2 separate regions of the Mus musculus genome follow, and region 1 is linked to region 2. Evidence: chromatin loops called from intact Hi-C (ENCODE). Cell type or tissue: gastrocnemius. All regions are shown on one strand.

Evidence for each region. Peaks named below come from ENCODE experiments on the same cell type or tissue, not always from the same donor. Only the 100,000 strongest peaks of a DNase experiment are listed, where the experiment ranks them.
Region 1: it touches region 2 in a loop (5-fold over the local background); 3 of 42 quality-filtered maps call a loop at or near these places.

The regions. Positions count from the first base shown.
Region 1 is chr2:139,352,190-139,360,189 of GRCm38, reverse strand. No RefSeq gene overlaps it. Among named protein-coding and RNA genes, the nearest start is that of Gm14066, 49 kb to the right of the region's middle. In gastrocnemius, no CTCF peak of the experiment used is centred here; DNase peaks (open chromatin) are centred at 3,368 and 3,697.
Region 2 is chr2:138,030,092-138,038,091 of GRCm38, reverse strand. No RefSeq gene overlaps it. Among named protein-coding and RNA genes, the nearest start is that of Gm14062, 160 kb to the right of the region's middle. In gastrocnemius, a CTCF peak has its summit at 4,531 (motif pointing left); DNase peaks (open chromatin) are centred at 4,145 and 4,525; H3K27ac peaks cover 426 bases.

The DNA of each region.
Region 1 (8,000 bases), 1.3 Mb before region 2:
AGTTTCAACAGTGACTTCAAATTATGAACCACTGATAGAGTCAGAACCCTACTCATTCGATTGCTTCCCTGAGGCTTCATCAGCTGGCAACCAAGCCTTTAATACACCAACCACTGGGGCACACTTTATCTAGACACCTTAACCCTGTGTTTCCATGTATTGATTTACAGATAATGAAGGTCTCCTGGGCCCCAGACTTTCTTCAAGTGATACTCCCTAGTTCCAAATTCATATGTGAGTCAATTTTCACAAAAATATCACATGGTGTTACCTTTGTACTGAAACAGGGTTTATTCCATCAGGGAAAGGGTGTAATGGAGGGATGCCCTATAGCTTCCTATCTGAACCTACTCCCTGGCAATGATAAGCTACTTCTCTCAGGTGTCAAGTCTGATTTTTTGCCATTCTACATTCGGTGCATGGTTTCCTTTCAGCTCTCAAAAATTATGTCTTTTTCTATCACTCCTTACTTACTGGTCTCTTAGTTACAGGAAGAAATTCACTAATTTGAGAGCATGTGATTCATTGGAAGGCTCACAGGGACTCTGAGATTCCAGGACCAGGGAAACAGGGAAACCCAACAGAGGCAGAACCTATCACTTCCCAGTTCAACACCTTATGTCTTGTCTCTCTCGTTAAGGTTCATGTTGTAACCTGGGATTGTCTGGGCTGAATCACTTGATTTAGGCGAGTGGCTGTAGAACTGCAAAGCAATACTTCAATTATATTCTTTCTTATTTTGTGTCCATGAAAAGTGTGTCATGAGGAGAATTCAAGTACAAGGAAAACATTTGAGAGGTAATCCAAGAAAGTATCCGGAAGAAGGTTGGAAAGATAAGAGAGGAGTGACTCCAGCCAGGAACAGCTCTCTCCAATCCGGGTGCTGAGAACTTGGTGCTTAATCCTCTGACAGAGCCTGGAAAACCTATGTAGAATTCATGACACATTATTTTTTATCCAAGGGCAAAAGAGTTGGACTTATATTCACCATCTGTCACCAATCAGGGCTTGAAAGCTGTTAGGAGCTGATTGGGCAAATCATTCTTCAAGAACTTCCTTCATGACACAGGAAGGGGTCATTACAGTAAGAGATATGGAGACTGGCAGGCAGTATCTAAGTTTTCTATGAATGGTTGTTATGACAAACTTGATCTAACACAGAAACCCACTTCAGGCTAGCGTCTGGAAGCTTGAGGTGGAGATGATGAACAGCTACTTCTGGAAGTCCTAAGGTCACATTTGTTCCTTTGGCTTATGGTCCTTTAGGCTATCTTTAAGGCCAGTCAAGTAGCAATTTTCCCTCTGTGGCTACCTCTTCATTTATATCAGCACATGGCCTTTCCTATTCCTAACACTCTGGTCCCCATGGCTCCTTTTTATAAAGACCTTTCTGATGATACTGGCCTACCCAGGCAACACAGGAACATTGTGTCAAAATCCTTATCTTTTTCTGGTTTTCAAAGATGCTATACATAGAGACATATAATCTCAGGTTCATGGGAACAGGATACAGACACCTTTGAGGGACTTCATCCAGCCTTGCATAGGTGAGTCCTGAGGCTGTGCTGCCCTTGTGCTGGATTGAAGCATAGTAGTAAGGGGGACTCTAGACACTGAGCAGCTAAGAATAATAAATATTTTATCCTTCAATCAGAACGCCTTGTTCTTCCAACTCTGTTAATTTGGTTAAAAATTTTTCAAATGAGGAAAAATTAAAGGCTCATAGTCTTTGATCCCAGCCTTTGAAATAATTGATGACCCATTCTTGGTGCCTGTGGGAATCCCAGTGAATGCCACCAGAATTCTCACACTGATTCCCATGTGACTGAGGCTTGTTTGAATGTTCTTGTACATTTCTTTATCCTTGCCTAAGCCACTGAGAGCGTTACAACTTAAACTATTACCTCCAACCCAATGGCTTGACCCTCATATCAAATGTTGGGCACATGGAAGTATGCTTTGAAATGTATAGAAAGAGGAGAAAGGTACATGAGGATACAAGTACTGGAGCTCTTTATGAACATGCCTGTTAGTGTATGTGTGTTTGGTTCAATTCTGACATCAGCAGACTGGGCTCTGGCCTATATATCTGAAGGTGAGACTAATCTGTAATCTTTAAGCCACTGGTTGTCAACCTTCCTATTGCTGTGACCCTTTAGTACATTCCCTCATGTTGTTTTGATCCCCAACAATAAAATTATTTCTTTGCTACTTCATAACTGTAATTTGCTACTGTTCAGAATTGTAATGTAAATATCTGATATACAGAACATCTGGTATGTGACTCCTCTGTGAGGATAGAGACCCAAGGTTGAGAACCACTGCTCTAAGCAGAAGTGCAGGGCACTCTAATTTCTTTGGGACCAACCAGAGGCCAACATGATGAATCAGCTGTGGTGCTTCTCTAACACTGCTGATATCCAGAGCTCAAAGGGCAGCTGGGAGGGAGGCAGAAAGTGAGTCTTGGTCCTGACAGGCCCTGAACTTTGGGTGCATTCCCAGCACTCAGCCTGAGGCAGTAGGGAAATAGGCTTGTAGGAAAATGCTGACATTGTGTTGGTTGCTGATAGGGTTCTCTCCAGTCTGCCAGTGTTTCCTGATTGGTTGGGTTTCGGCTGCAAAGCAAAATTGCAACCCTGGGAACAAGTTATAAGAAAATTTCCTCAAACTCCCTTACAGGATACAGTTCCCACGGTCAGAACACACAATGTCTCCATGACTTCCATATCTGAGATCAAGCTCACAAGCCCTCTGAGGACTCTACTTCACTCCCCTTTTCCACATCTTCACAGATCAGGGCAAGTTCTCCTGAAACCTGATCGTAGATATCTTAGCCTTTCTTAGAGAGCACAGTAAAGAACACACAGGCACCTTGTTGCTTATAAACAAGGCTGTAATGTGCAAGCACCACACTTTGGCTGATGACAGTTTCATCTAAATGTAATATTCCTGATAAGAGGGGAAAATGTAATTTTTCTTTCTTTTCTTCAAAATATGCAAAAACAAAATTCCAGTGCTGCTAGCTGTTTCTGCAGTCATAGGCACGTGCTGTTTCATGAGAAAGTCTGAAGAATAAACCTGTGAATCTAGAAAGCATTTTTCCAGATGGATTTTCTGTTGGAATTACATGCAAAGCTTATTTTTCTGATTGCTGTGGTTCCCATGGTACTTTAGAAATGTCAGGGAGGCCATGCTTAGACTTTTAGGATTTTCACTATTTATCCAACTAATGGAAAACTAAGAAGGAGATGGGGATTCAGGTCCTTTCTCTAATGCCACGGCATCAGCAGGGAATACAGCCTTGAGTATTAGCCAAAAATCCTTATTGTCCCTCTGTTAATTTTTAGAACTGTACTGGACAGGTGGCCTGGCAGGGAAAATGCAAAGTCGCCATCTGAGGATGGGTTTACTTCTTAATCCTGGAAGAGTACAGGCAGATAGCAGTGAGGGTTCTGGAAGGGGTTATGTGTAGTCACTGGACCTCAGTAAGATGATGTCTAGGGTCCTTTAAGCTGTTTTCAGTCTCCACAGGGGCTAGAAATAATGCATCCAACCTTCAACTTTACCTCTCACTGAGCTTGTGAAAACATTCCAGCAATTTAATGTTTCAGGCTTGAAATTGCAGAGCTAGAAGGAGGGAGGGCATCACCATGTTACATCCTAGGCAGTTCTCAGGAAAGCTTTGCACCCAAAGTCAGTAGCTGCAAGGTCCTGCCCAAGAGATGTCTCCTCAAAGCCCTGAAGGAAAGTGTGAATCCTTAGCCACAGTCAGACGCATGCTTCTTGTCCTTTGGATAATGTTGGCAAGTGTAAGAACAATGCTCTTCATCACTCAAAGTTTGAAGACTATCTCACCATTAAATGTGTTCTTAACACCAAGGGAAACTTTTTGTTAGGTGGCATCTCTGATCCATAGGCCATCGAGTTTGCAGGACTTTTCCTTTATCTGATGAAGGACATTTTTGAATGTAATATGATGCACTGAATGGCACTATGTGTGAAGGGGCAGAAGTACACAGAAAACTCACAAATCCCTTCCTTACAATTTGCTTTCTGCTCCTTAGTCCTTCTTCCAGTCTGAATTGTGTTTTGGGGGGACTTGACTTTCAAAATGTCAGCATTTGTGATTTTAGTCTTACAGAATTGTAAGATTCCATCCAATATGTTAAGCTGAAGGTATAGAAATTAAGGATTTTGGTTTTAGGGAATTTACAAATTTAAGATTAGCTGTTATTTTCTCATTTAGGGTGTAGTCAACATGAGCCTTTACCATGCTGAAGAGCCTCTGAAGATCTGTGCAATCCTGGTTCTTAACTGATGTTACATTAAGAGTCACCTGTCTCTATCTGGTCATGCGTGATCAATGGCTGTTGAAAGCACTACTTGTTGGAAGAGTGAGGGCCATGGTTGATTTCTACAGTTGATAGAATGGATGAAGATATCCACAGTTGGATGGACCTCGAAGGGTCAGGTCACATGTCTAAATTAATGCTAACTTTGTAGAAAAGGGCCTTGTTTACATGCCATCTGTTGTTCTGGGTAGAACATGGCTTAATATGCATATAAAGAAGTCTGGGTTTTCTATTATTTTTGTAAAAATGCAAAGAAATTACCACCACTTATCTTTAGTCTGGTCTCTACTATGTATAGGTAGGTAAAATATGACCTTGGTTTCTTCCATTAAAAAACAAAAACAAAATTATATCCACTTCTTTTGAGCTAGGAGTAAGTGATATTGAGTCCATATTTTTTTATTTTTTATTTTTTTTTACAAATTAAATGTTTTTATTTTTAATAGTTTTTAAAACGTATTTTTCTGTCCTATGTTGCATCCAAACCACAGTTTTCCCTCCTCTCACTTCACCCCCTTACCTCTCCTCTCCCCTAGACCCACTCCCCTTCAGTTTCTCTTCAGAAAAGAGCAGGCCACCCAGGGATATCAACCAAATGGAATATCAAGTTGCAACGAAACTAGGCATCTCCCTTCAAAATAAAGCTGGAAGAAGCAACCTAATAGACAGAAAAGGATCCTAAAAGCAGGCAAAAGAGTCAGAAATACTAATCCCTGCTCCCACTGTTAGGAGTTTCACAAGAACACCAAGCTACACAACTGTAGCTTAGGACCTCAACTAAGCGGGGCTTACAGGTGCAAACAGAGACTGAACTGATCAATGAAATGCCTATGTGTGTGTGTGTGTGTGTGTGTGTGTGTGTGTGTGTGTGTGTGTGTGGTGTGTGTGTGTGTGTGTATGTATGTATATATATATATATATATATATATATATATATGCATATATATTCTGTTATAGTTTCTAAAACAAACAAACTTAAAAACCTGTCTTCATCTTTGCCTTCTTAATTTCCCTTTTAAAACTTTATTTTTTCTTTCATAATTTTCTTTCACACATAAATAACACATAGACACATAGACACACACACACACACACACACACACACACACAGAGTGTACGTTGATATCAGATGTTCTATTTTAATGGTTTTTGTTTGTTTGTGGCCAGTGCAGTTAGAGAGGGTCCTGACCAAGAACATACATGAGAGGTTATTAACTTGAGTATGGGCAATTTGTCACCCAGGAGTATGACTCCCAGAGCTGATGAGTAGCAAAACTGCAAACCACAAGCCACATCCAGGGATAGAGCTTACACACTGCTTCCCCCCCGCCCTTTCCCAGGAGTCTGTGCTGCTGCCACCTAACTAAAACATCAATGTAGGGGAACAGAGTGCCTGTGCTTTGATCTTCCTCCTATTGTCCCAGTGAGGCAGCAGGTAGGCTTGTGGCACCCAGGCTCCATTAGATGGCTGTGTTGTATTGTTTTATATTAACTGACATTTCTTCTCCCATTGTAAGCCTCAGGCTTTCTGCTCCTCAGAGTCACCCTCTCAAATGTGTGAACAAACATCTGGAGTGAAGTTTTATGTCTCACGTCAGTATCCAGCAGTGTGGCGCTCTGTGTCATCACTCTTCTCTCTTAGGATGTGTAAGAGATGCTAAGACTTCCCTTCATATAATCTTCAGGGTAAAACCAAATGGCTTCTGGATGGCTTGGTAACTGGTGTGCTGCTGCAAAATGTTCTGAGACTCTGACAACCCTTACACTAGCTGGCCATTGTACTATGTGACAATGAGATTGTACTCTGTCTATAAGTCTGCCTTCTGTCCTCAGCCTTGTCCTCAGCTTACAATGCATGGGATATCCATACTACTTTATTGGCTTTTGGCCTGCTCCATTGATTTACTTTAGCCAATAGAAGAGGAAAATAGAAGGACTCTACTATCAAGCTCAGGCTACATATATACTGCTCATTGCTCTTTGGCTTTGGTTAACCCCATGAAAACATGGCCAGGATGACTCTTGTAGTTTCCAGAAAAGACAAGTCCTGCAGGACTACTGGCCAATCTGTATACTTGTGGGAAAGACATTGATGATGATTTTGTAAGTCACTGAGTCTTGTAAGCAGCTTGGTTCTCAATAATACAGGAATAATATTTGATCAGTGTAAACACTTCATATTTACTTAATTTATGTGAATATTTGCGGTGAGTATCCTAGGCATGATTTATGAAGTAGAGTAAATGAACCATAAAAGTGAACATTTTATGGTTTGTATTTTATGTGACAAGTAGTAGCTGTACCGTTCACTCTAATAAGTATGCCTGATAGGGATTTTCCTTTAGTTATTTTTCTCCCTTGCTTGACCAACTGTCTGACAGAAACAGCTTAAGGAAAAAAAGTGTTTTTCTTAGCTTTTTATTTCAGAGGTGTCAGTTAGATATAGTATGAAGGGATCTGCAGAGTAGAACCATTCTCATCACTGTACACAGGAAACAGAGATGAGACGACAGGAAAGGGCCAAGGCAGGATCCAGGAGCCAAAGACGGGCTTTGCAGTGACCACCTTCCTTCAGACCAGCACATACCTTTCACCAGTTACCAGCAAGTCCCTTATTTATTAATTAAGTGATTAATATAAGCATTACATTAGAGTCCTTGTTACCTAGTGATGCCTGCAAACACCCTCACAGACATGCCCAGAGGTGAGTCAAGATTCTCCTAAATGTTTCTGAATCTGAATCTAGTCAAGCTGACAAGTAAGTTCAACTGTCAGATAAGGATAATTATCTCCCAGCATTCCTGTATCCTGCTTCCTCCTCCCAGCATCTCCACCTCCTCCACTGTAGAGGCAACCACCAGATTTCTTATAGGCTTACTTAGTTTTATAAAACTGGAGCCTTGGAGAAAAATCTAGTTGTGTCTATTTCTTTGCCCCGACACCTTTCCTAATTCTTTTAAGAATATCTATTTATTCTAAATGATCATATAAAATGGTGTGTATGTATGGAGCAGAATGTCAATACATGTGTACAGTGTATGATGAGATCAGGGTAATTGGTATGTTCATCCTCTGACGTTAATTATTACTTTGTGCTGACATTCAATATCCTCTTGTATTGTTATATTGAAATGCTCAGTTACTTGCCAAGTACAGCTAACCTCTGTTGTTATTGGAACATTAGATGTCATTCTTACTTTCTATCCAGAGCCCGGTAGCTTTTCAACACTCTTAGCTCTGAGTTTCAGACATGGTGTGCCAGTGATTTGCTCTTTCTATTGCTGACTATGTCTGGGCCTGGGATTGTCCACATAAATCACAATGAGTATACATACTATCCAGTGATAGAAATTTAAGTGATTTCTGGAATTTAGCTTAGAATAATGGAGCTATTCCACACATGCTTTCATTTCTTCTTAGTAAATACTTAGCAATGGAATGCTTGTGATTTTATTGTATTACTTCAGATCATACTGTGTTGGAGTTCCTTCATGTTCTTGCCTTTTACTTTTAACCCATTTGGTAAGCACATCTAGAGGTTTTAAACTTGATTTATTTAATAAGTAATAGAGGTGAGACTTTTTCAGATGCTTATTGGCCATCACTGTATTTTCTTTTATGATATATCTATTTAAGTTTTTATCTCCT
Region 2 (8,000 bases):
CTTTGACATTGAGTAACAATGTCACGGGCTTCTTTTCTTGTCAAGGAGAAACGACTGCGTAATGTTTCAGCCGTCACATGAAAATTATTATGAAAATTTCTTGCAGCCTCTACCGGGGATGATAGGGCAGCAGCCACCACTTTAGTGGCCTTATCTGCCAAATCATTTCCCAGAGCCATGGGGCCAGGTAGGCCTGAATGGGCTCTAACATGAGTAATATAAACAGGAGATCTTCTAGATAACAAAACTAATTGTATCTGCTGAAAAATATTGGCAACTCTACTGGAAGGCTTAATCACTCCAGCCACTTCTAAAAGATTTACTGCATTTACCACATAACAGGAATCTGACACAATATTAAGGGGTTCTAAAAAGGTTTTTAAAACTTCTAAGACCACTAAACATTCTACCACTTGAGGTGAATTTTCATTATATTGTTTGGATACCACTTTACCATTAGCCACATAGGCACCTATGCCAGTTTTTGATCCATCAGTATATACCACAATCCCATTTTTAAGTGGGTTTCTTACTGTTATTTGTGGAAACACAACAGATTGATTTTGGGCAAACTGTAAGATTGGATGCTTTGGATAATGGTTATCTATTTTTCCTGAAAAGGAGGTAACTAAAACTGCCCAATCATTAGATGCGGCTGCCAAGGTTTGAACCTGTGCAGCGGTATAAGGTACAATTAAAAGATATGGACTTTGCCCAAAGTGGGTGATTGCTGCTTTTAGGCCTTTAAGGGCAAGCTGTGCAATTGCATCAGGATACCAATCTATTATTTTAGCTGGGGATACGTTTGGATGGATCCACAACAATGGCCCATTCTGCCACAAAACTGCAGTTGGCAATTGTGCTGTCTTAAAGACACACAAACTGAAAGGCTGCGAATCCCCAATACGTTGCAATTGTGCATTCTGTAAGGCTTTTTCCACCCTTTGTAAGGCCTGGTTAGCAGCTAGAGCAAGAGTCCTAGGGGAGGAGATATGAGGATCTCCTTCTAAAATACTAAACAAAGGCCTTAATTCAGCAGAAGGAATCTTTAAAAAGGGTCTGAGCCAATTAATATCTCCCAACAGCTTTTGAAAATCATTTAAGGTATGGAGGTGATCTCTTCTTATCTCTACCTTTTGGGGCACAATCTTATCTGGGGACACCACAGAGCCCAAGAATTGTCCTGTATCAGAAATTTGGACCTTTTCTGTGGCTATCTGTAAACCCCACTGACTTAAAGTTTTAAGTAGAAAAGGATATGCCTTTTGTAGCATGGTAAGGTCTTTATGGCACAGGAGGATGTCATCCATGTAAAGGAGCAAAATTAAAGAGGGGAATTGTTCCCTCACTGGCAAAAGAGCTTTTTGCACATAAAGCTGGCACATTGTAGGACTATTGGACATCCCCTGTGGTAAGACCCTCCATTGACACCTCTTATCAGGTTTAGCAGAATAAGCTCTCTGACCCGTTAACAAGTCAAAAGTCCAATCTCTCTGCTCTGGAGTTAAAGCAGCAGCGTTTGCTCGGTCCTGCGCCTGTGCCGCCTCCTGCCACAGAGCTCGCCATTCCACATATTTGGCCATACTAGGGAGAGCGGCTTTTGCAATCATTTGCCAGTCGGCAGGAGTTAGTGCCATGCTGGCAAGCCTGTCTAACTGTACCAAGGTAAAATTAGCATTGATTCCATATTTAATCTGCACATATTCTACCGGAGCGTGGACACGCCCACCCTCGGCTCCTTCAAAGACTGGAAATGCCTGTTGTATTTTCCTTTGTTCCTCTCGGGGAATGAATGAGTCTGCGCACTGCCTCTCTGCGCATTGCTGACGCACCACGGGCTGACGCACTACGCAGGGCGGGGACTCCGCATAGGGCGGGAGTGCACCTGGTAGCCGATTGCCCTGAGGCCAATTAGCAAACTGGCCTTCGCCAGCCGCTTCTGGCTTTCTTCTTGACCAATTAGCTGGCTGGTAATGGGCTGCTTCTTCCTCCCAGTCTGTTTCCTCAGAGGAGGATTCTTCACTTGCTTCAGAGCTACTAAGAGCTGGCTTCCTGAGCTCATCTAGTGACGAGTATCTCCTAGAGACCTCCGCTAATCGATCTTTTTTCTTCTCCCTTTTTCCTCTTTTTCTTCTAATCTCTCTCCAGGTATTCCTACCTAACCTTAACTTTTCCTCGGGTTCAAGACCCTTGGAAAGGCCTGTATACTTACCGTTTCTCCTTGCTCCTACTCTCTCTCCCCGCTTTACTTCTGATAGACTGCCCTGAATTTCATCCAGAATTTTCAGCCCTGCCTTAACCACTATATAACATGTGAAAAGGAACAAAAGGGCTCCTAACACCAGAAAAAATTCAAGGCCAAACATACTCACTGGTACTCTCGTTCCCCAGCTGAAAAGTTCTGAATTCATACAGTTGAATCCTTCTTAACAGTCTGCTTTACGGGAACCTTTATCACCGTCGTTCCCCAGCTGATGAGTTCTGAATTCGGCAGTTGAATCCTTCTCAACAGTCTGTGTTACGGGAACCTTATAACCTTGATTCGCAGTTCTGGTTCTGGAATGAAGTATCCCTCCTGCGCCAGTCCGGAGTTTTTTCTCGTCCCGGATTTTCTCGTCCCGGAATTCGGCACCAATTGTTATTCGACGCGTTCTCACGACCGGCCAGGAAGAACACCACAGACCAGAATCTTCTGCGGCAAAGCTTTATTCTTACATCTTCAGGAAAAGAGAGCAAGAAGCAAGAGAGAGGGAAAAGCAAGAGAGCGAAAAAGCAAGAGAGAGAGAAAACGAAAACCCCGTCCCTCTTAAGGAGCATTCTCCTTCGCCTCGGACGTGTCACTCCTTGATTGGCTGCAGCCCATCGGCCGAGTTGACGTCACGGGGAAGGCAGAGCACAAGTAGTCATAAGATACCCTTGGCACATGCGCAGATTATTTGTTTACCACTTAGAACACAGGATGTCAGCGCCATCTTGTAACGGCGAATGTGGGGGCGGCTCCCAACAGAAGAAGCCAAGCATGAGTGTGATTTTGAGTGAAACCTCAACCTCAGCTTGATCCGACAAGGTCTCTGTAGCATAACTTTCATGTCAGTTTGTGCGTCCCAAAGGCAAAGGGGACAGGCATTTGACGTTCTGCAATAATAGGGTATCACGTATGAGCTCCTGTGGGACCAGACTTTGGGCATCTGTAATGCCTATGGGTGAAGGAAGCAGCTTTTAGTAGCAAAAGATGCAGAACCTGGGAAATGGAAAAACAATGTCCAAAAGAAAGATATATGGACATCTTGATTGACCACTAGTTCATGCCCATGCTGTGGAAACCCCTTCAAGGGGCTATAATGAACTTATTCATGGATGTCTTCTCTAGCCCACTGTTGTTGGTAGGTCACCTATTACTGTACTCTCTTGTAGAAGTGACTCTTCTAGAATCTGTCACTTCTGGTGCATAACACTAATTGAAAGGCTAGCATTTCAGAGAAATATGTCAGAGATAATATTTAAAAGATGCCATTCTGTCAGGCTTGTCGCTGGAGTGTGACATGACTACAGGAGCCCTGTTAGAAGTAATGAGCCAAGAGGAGCTCAAGTCGCTTGGTTCATTCAGCAGAGCGAGGCTCAAGGATTGAGCTAATATTATTACTGACCATAAATGTTGTTAGGGGGATGGAGAGGATGTTAACGCCACTAAGCATTACAATCAAATCTCAATAATGACCAGCGAAGCAGCCTAATAAATTGTAGATTATGTGTGCCATGCATATTCATTCTGTCAGAAACCTCAACTTCCTGGCTGATAGAATTTCAAGGGCTTATGCTACAAGCACTGGGCTTAAAGCCACATGTAGGAAAAGAAAAAAGATGATGAAGGAAAATAATGCTGAGAATTCTGACAGAATTATCTAAGTCTAGTGCCTTAGCTACTTCGTGTCCCCTGACGCCCCCCCACCCCCGCCAATTTTCCACTAATGTATATAAGAAAATGATGTAAAGGTGCAGAATTACTGCGGAGTAAGAAACCACAGCTTTGAACGTGAGTGTTGTGAATGCAGAACATCCTCCCGAATCCGTCCTGAGAGGATGGTTTCTGGTTTAGACTGGCTTCCTCTGTTGCTCGTCATGCACCATGGAACAGCAGGTCTCCCAGTCTCGTTTCTCTGGCTGCCAAGCTTGCCAAGCACATTTTGGAAAAATGAGAAGTTCCTGTCACTAAGAAAGAGGATGCCATGTGTGTGCATTTGTTAAAAATAAATCTGCTTTCACCAAATCTCATCCAGGAAAATCTAAGGAAAACCCTTCAGAAGAAATACTCTCAGAGTATCAATGATTTCCATGTTCTGAGCATCTCCCAGAAGCCATAGTTTCTTTTGAATTGACCTCTGATTTCTGAGGATTTTTAGATCTCTTTAGAGAAGTCCATTTTAGAGGGTATTTCTCCTTTCCTCAGGGTTTAAGACACCAGGCGACAAACAGCATCTTCCAGACGCAATTTCTTCCTCACTGGCCTCCCTTTGCCCAAGAAGATGCTGCCCCCTGGCGGCAGACAGGGGAACATGTACACACGTCTACATTTCCAACCCATCTTATTCTCAGATGAAAACAAGCAAACAGCCCTTGAGGCTTTTCTTTGCTAATATTAATTTTTTGCATAATAATATGACGCCCACTCACCTGTTTCAACTCACAATTTTTATCCCCAGGAAAATACAGAGGAAATGATTTACAGTAGTCACTGTATGTGGGCAGCATCCCTTCCAATGTTCCTACTACCAGGAACAAGGCCCCAAGGTTCAAGCTTCACCATGATGGTTGACTCTTTAAACATAGCTTTATTTCCTTCCAGTATCAAGGTCTGGACTTAGAAGAGAGGAGGTCGTCACCTTCGTGCCCTCACAGCAGTCTCCCACAGAAGCTAGCACAACCTAAAAGGACCCTTGTCTCTGTGAGCAAACTCAAAACTCAAGTGGGTGGCAGAACGGGGATATTACTCTGTCAAGGATGAGTCCTCACCTTCCTAGCCTTATGTGTGAGCCCCTCAAATCCTAGGAATCTATTAACTGCCTGGATTCCTGTTGACGAGGCTGAAGCGTCTGTCACAGTGCTCAGCCTCTCATTCTTCCCTAGGTCTCACAGGGGCTCCCGTGGCAGCTCATTAGGCAGCTACTGGTCTATTGGTGGGGATAAGGATCCCAGCCGGCACCCCCGAATGTTCTGGAGTTAATTCGATTATAAAAACAAACAAACAAACAAACAAACAAACAAAAACCCAAAGCAAACCAAAAGAAACAAAAGGAAGGAAAGGAAAGGAGACTCAGGCAAACCTGATTCAGGACTTCATTATTTCCATTAAAAATACAGGTTAGAAGCAAAGATTATTATTTGAGTAACTCACATTCTGGTGTTTCAAAGTTTTCTGAGAACCTCACTAGAACTAAAGAGTGGAACATTTTTGTGACAGTTTATTATTTTTCTGCTGGCTCTCCTCCCCTTGCCCTTCCTCATTGCTTTGGCCCCCTCTTTCACAGATATTGAAGACACATGTATGCCTGGTAGCCATGGGGGCCAAAAGAGGTTGTCCAAGGTCCTGGAACTAAGTCTGTGTCAGGAATATAACTGGGGTCCTCTGTAAGATAAGGAGTGCTCTAAAGTGCTGAGCTGTCTTCTGTGGTATTTAAAAATCGACATAATAATTGCATCATTTCCTGGTTCCCCTTTCTTCCTATAAACATTCTCATATAAATTAACGCTTATTTTCATTAGTTATTGCTTCATGCATATATATGTATACAAATAGATTTCTTAATAAATGCAACCTGCTACTTTTTTTTTTTTACAATGTTCCTTGTCTGTTTGTTTTCATGGAGTTTCTTATGACATGGTGTCTCCTAGAAATATCAGAAGCAACAACCATAAAGTCTTCCCAACATGCCTACCCAAAAATGAACTGACGAAGTTCTACAATAATAGACACGCTTAATAGACAGGGGAATGCCCAGGAGGCCTCAACCCTGCACAAAACTGTGGGCAGCAAAGAAATGCTGAAACAGGATAAATTGTCTCTCCAGGGAAGAGCACACCAATTTGTTATCCAATATGTAATGTTATGTTTAAGATTTGCTTCAGAAAACAATGTGTTTACTGAAAATAAGACAAGAGATCATAGAACAGAAGCCTGGAGAGGAAACACAGCCATTTGTGCAGATGCCAACCAGGACTGCACCTGAAGTCTGCCTCAGAGCGGGGGCGTGCAAATGGCTCCGTGTGAAAAAGCACAGTTTTAAAATCAGATAATTGAAGTTTAAATCTAAAACTCAAATTTTCTATGTGAAAGACTTTCCCCATATTAGCTAAAGACATAAAGAATATCATAATCCTGCCGAACACCCAAAAGACCCAAATCGCTAAAGTGTGGGATCTCTAAAATAAAATTCACCAGAGACCCAAATCCCAGGAATGCAATTCTTTTTTGTTGTTGTTCTTGTTGTTTTGTTTTTCCCAGACAGGGTATCTCTGTATAGTCCTGGCTGTCCTGGAACTCACTTTGTAGACCAGGCTGGCCTCGAACTCAGAAATCCGCCTGCCTCTGCCTCCCAAGTGCTGAGATTAAAGGCGTGTGCCACCACTGCCCGGCTCGGAAATGCAATTCTTGAGAAATAATTTAAAATTCTTTAATAGTGGTTCATTTACAGTTTAAAGGAGTATAATGTAAAGAACATAGATATACAAATTATGAGTTCCAGGGTATTTGCAAAACCAACATAAGCTAAAAGACAAACATTTTGTAAAGAAGCTTGCTGGTGACACTTGCTTGTGGATAGTGAAATGAGAAGGGAAACTGTGTTCATAAAGAGGGAGGGCATAAGCAAAATGAAGGTGTGCTTGCTACTGCCTAGGAGGTGAGCGCACCCAGTTTCATTACTGCAGTGTGCATATGTGTAACATGTTTTGACAAGATGGGTTAAACCCTGCTATGCTCATCATTATATATGTTACACCCAAAGAGCCAAGAGCTCATGGTTCATCTTTTACAAATGGAGATGTTTTCTAATGTTGTGTGGCCAACCCACTCAGTCTAAACTGTCCAGTAAATGTATTTGGCTGAAGAGAAAATCCTGACTTCATTGACAATACATTGGAGTTCATTTTTAGACACCTGACTCAGAATCTGTTATCATGATCTGCATATTTAATTAAAACCCATTTTTTTTCCTGCAAAGTCCACAAAGTCTTCCAGTATGTTTTGCAAGGACTTTTCAGCCTCTGAAACCATTCAGTCCTCATAAACCATTCAGATCTCTCAGGGGACTGTCTTAGTTTCACTTCCTATTGCTGTGATTTAATATACAGACAAACAGACAAAAAGCAGTAAAAGCAACAACGTTTTCAGTCCTAGATAACAGTCCATCACAGCAGAGACATCAAGTCCACAGAAACTTGAAGCAGCTAGTTAGATCTATGTTCAAGAACAGAGATGGATGTATGTATGTTTATATTGTTTATATTCAGTTCCCTTTCCCCAGTCAGGATCACCTAGATGCCTAGTGAATGGTATCACCCACAGTAGGCATGTGTTTCTACCTCAATTCACCTAATTAAGAAAACAACCACAACACCTCCACAGAGATACTTAAAGGACAATCCCTCATTGATAATTTCTACCTGAGTGATTCCAGATTGTGTCAAGATGCTAAACAAAACTAATCATTGCATTGCAGATTTGAATTTATTCATCACTTAAAAACAATGTGAAAAAATTTGAAGGTGTCAAAGTGTATTCCATTAGCTAAAGTAACACATGAGTTAACTTTTCAGTCTCGTATTTAATGGTGAAGTTATGGAATCAGTCTTTTTCAACAGTCAACTCTATAACCAGGAATAATTCCCCATTTAATGTATTTTATAAAATTATGGGAAATTCTGTATCATTAAGTATTTTTGGATCAAAAGGTTGTGAGACTCTCAAATTCTTTTATTCTCTAAGTAATAAACCCTAATGCAAT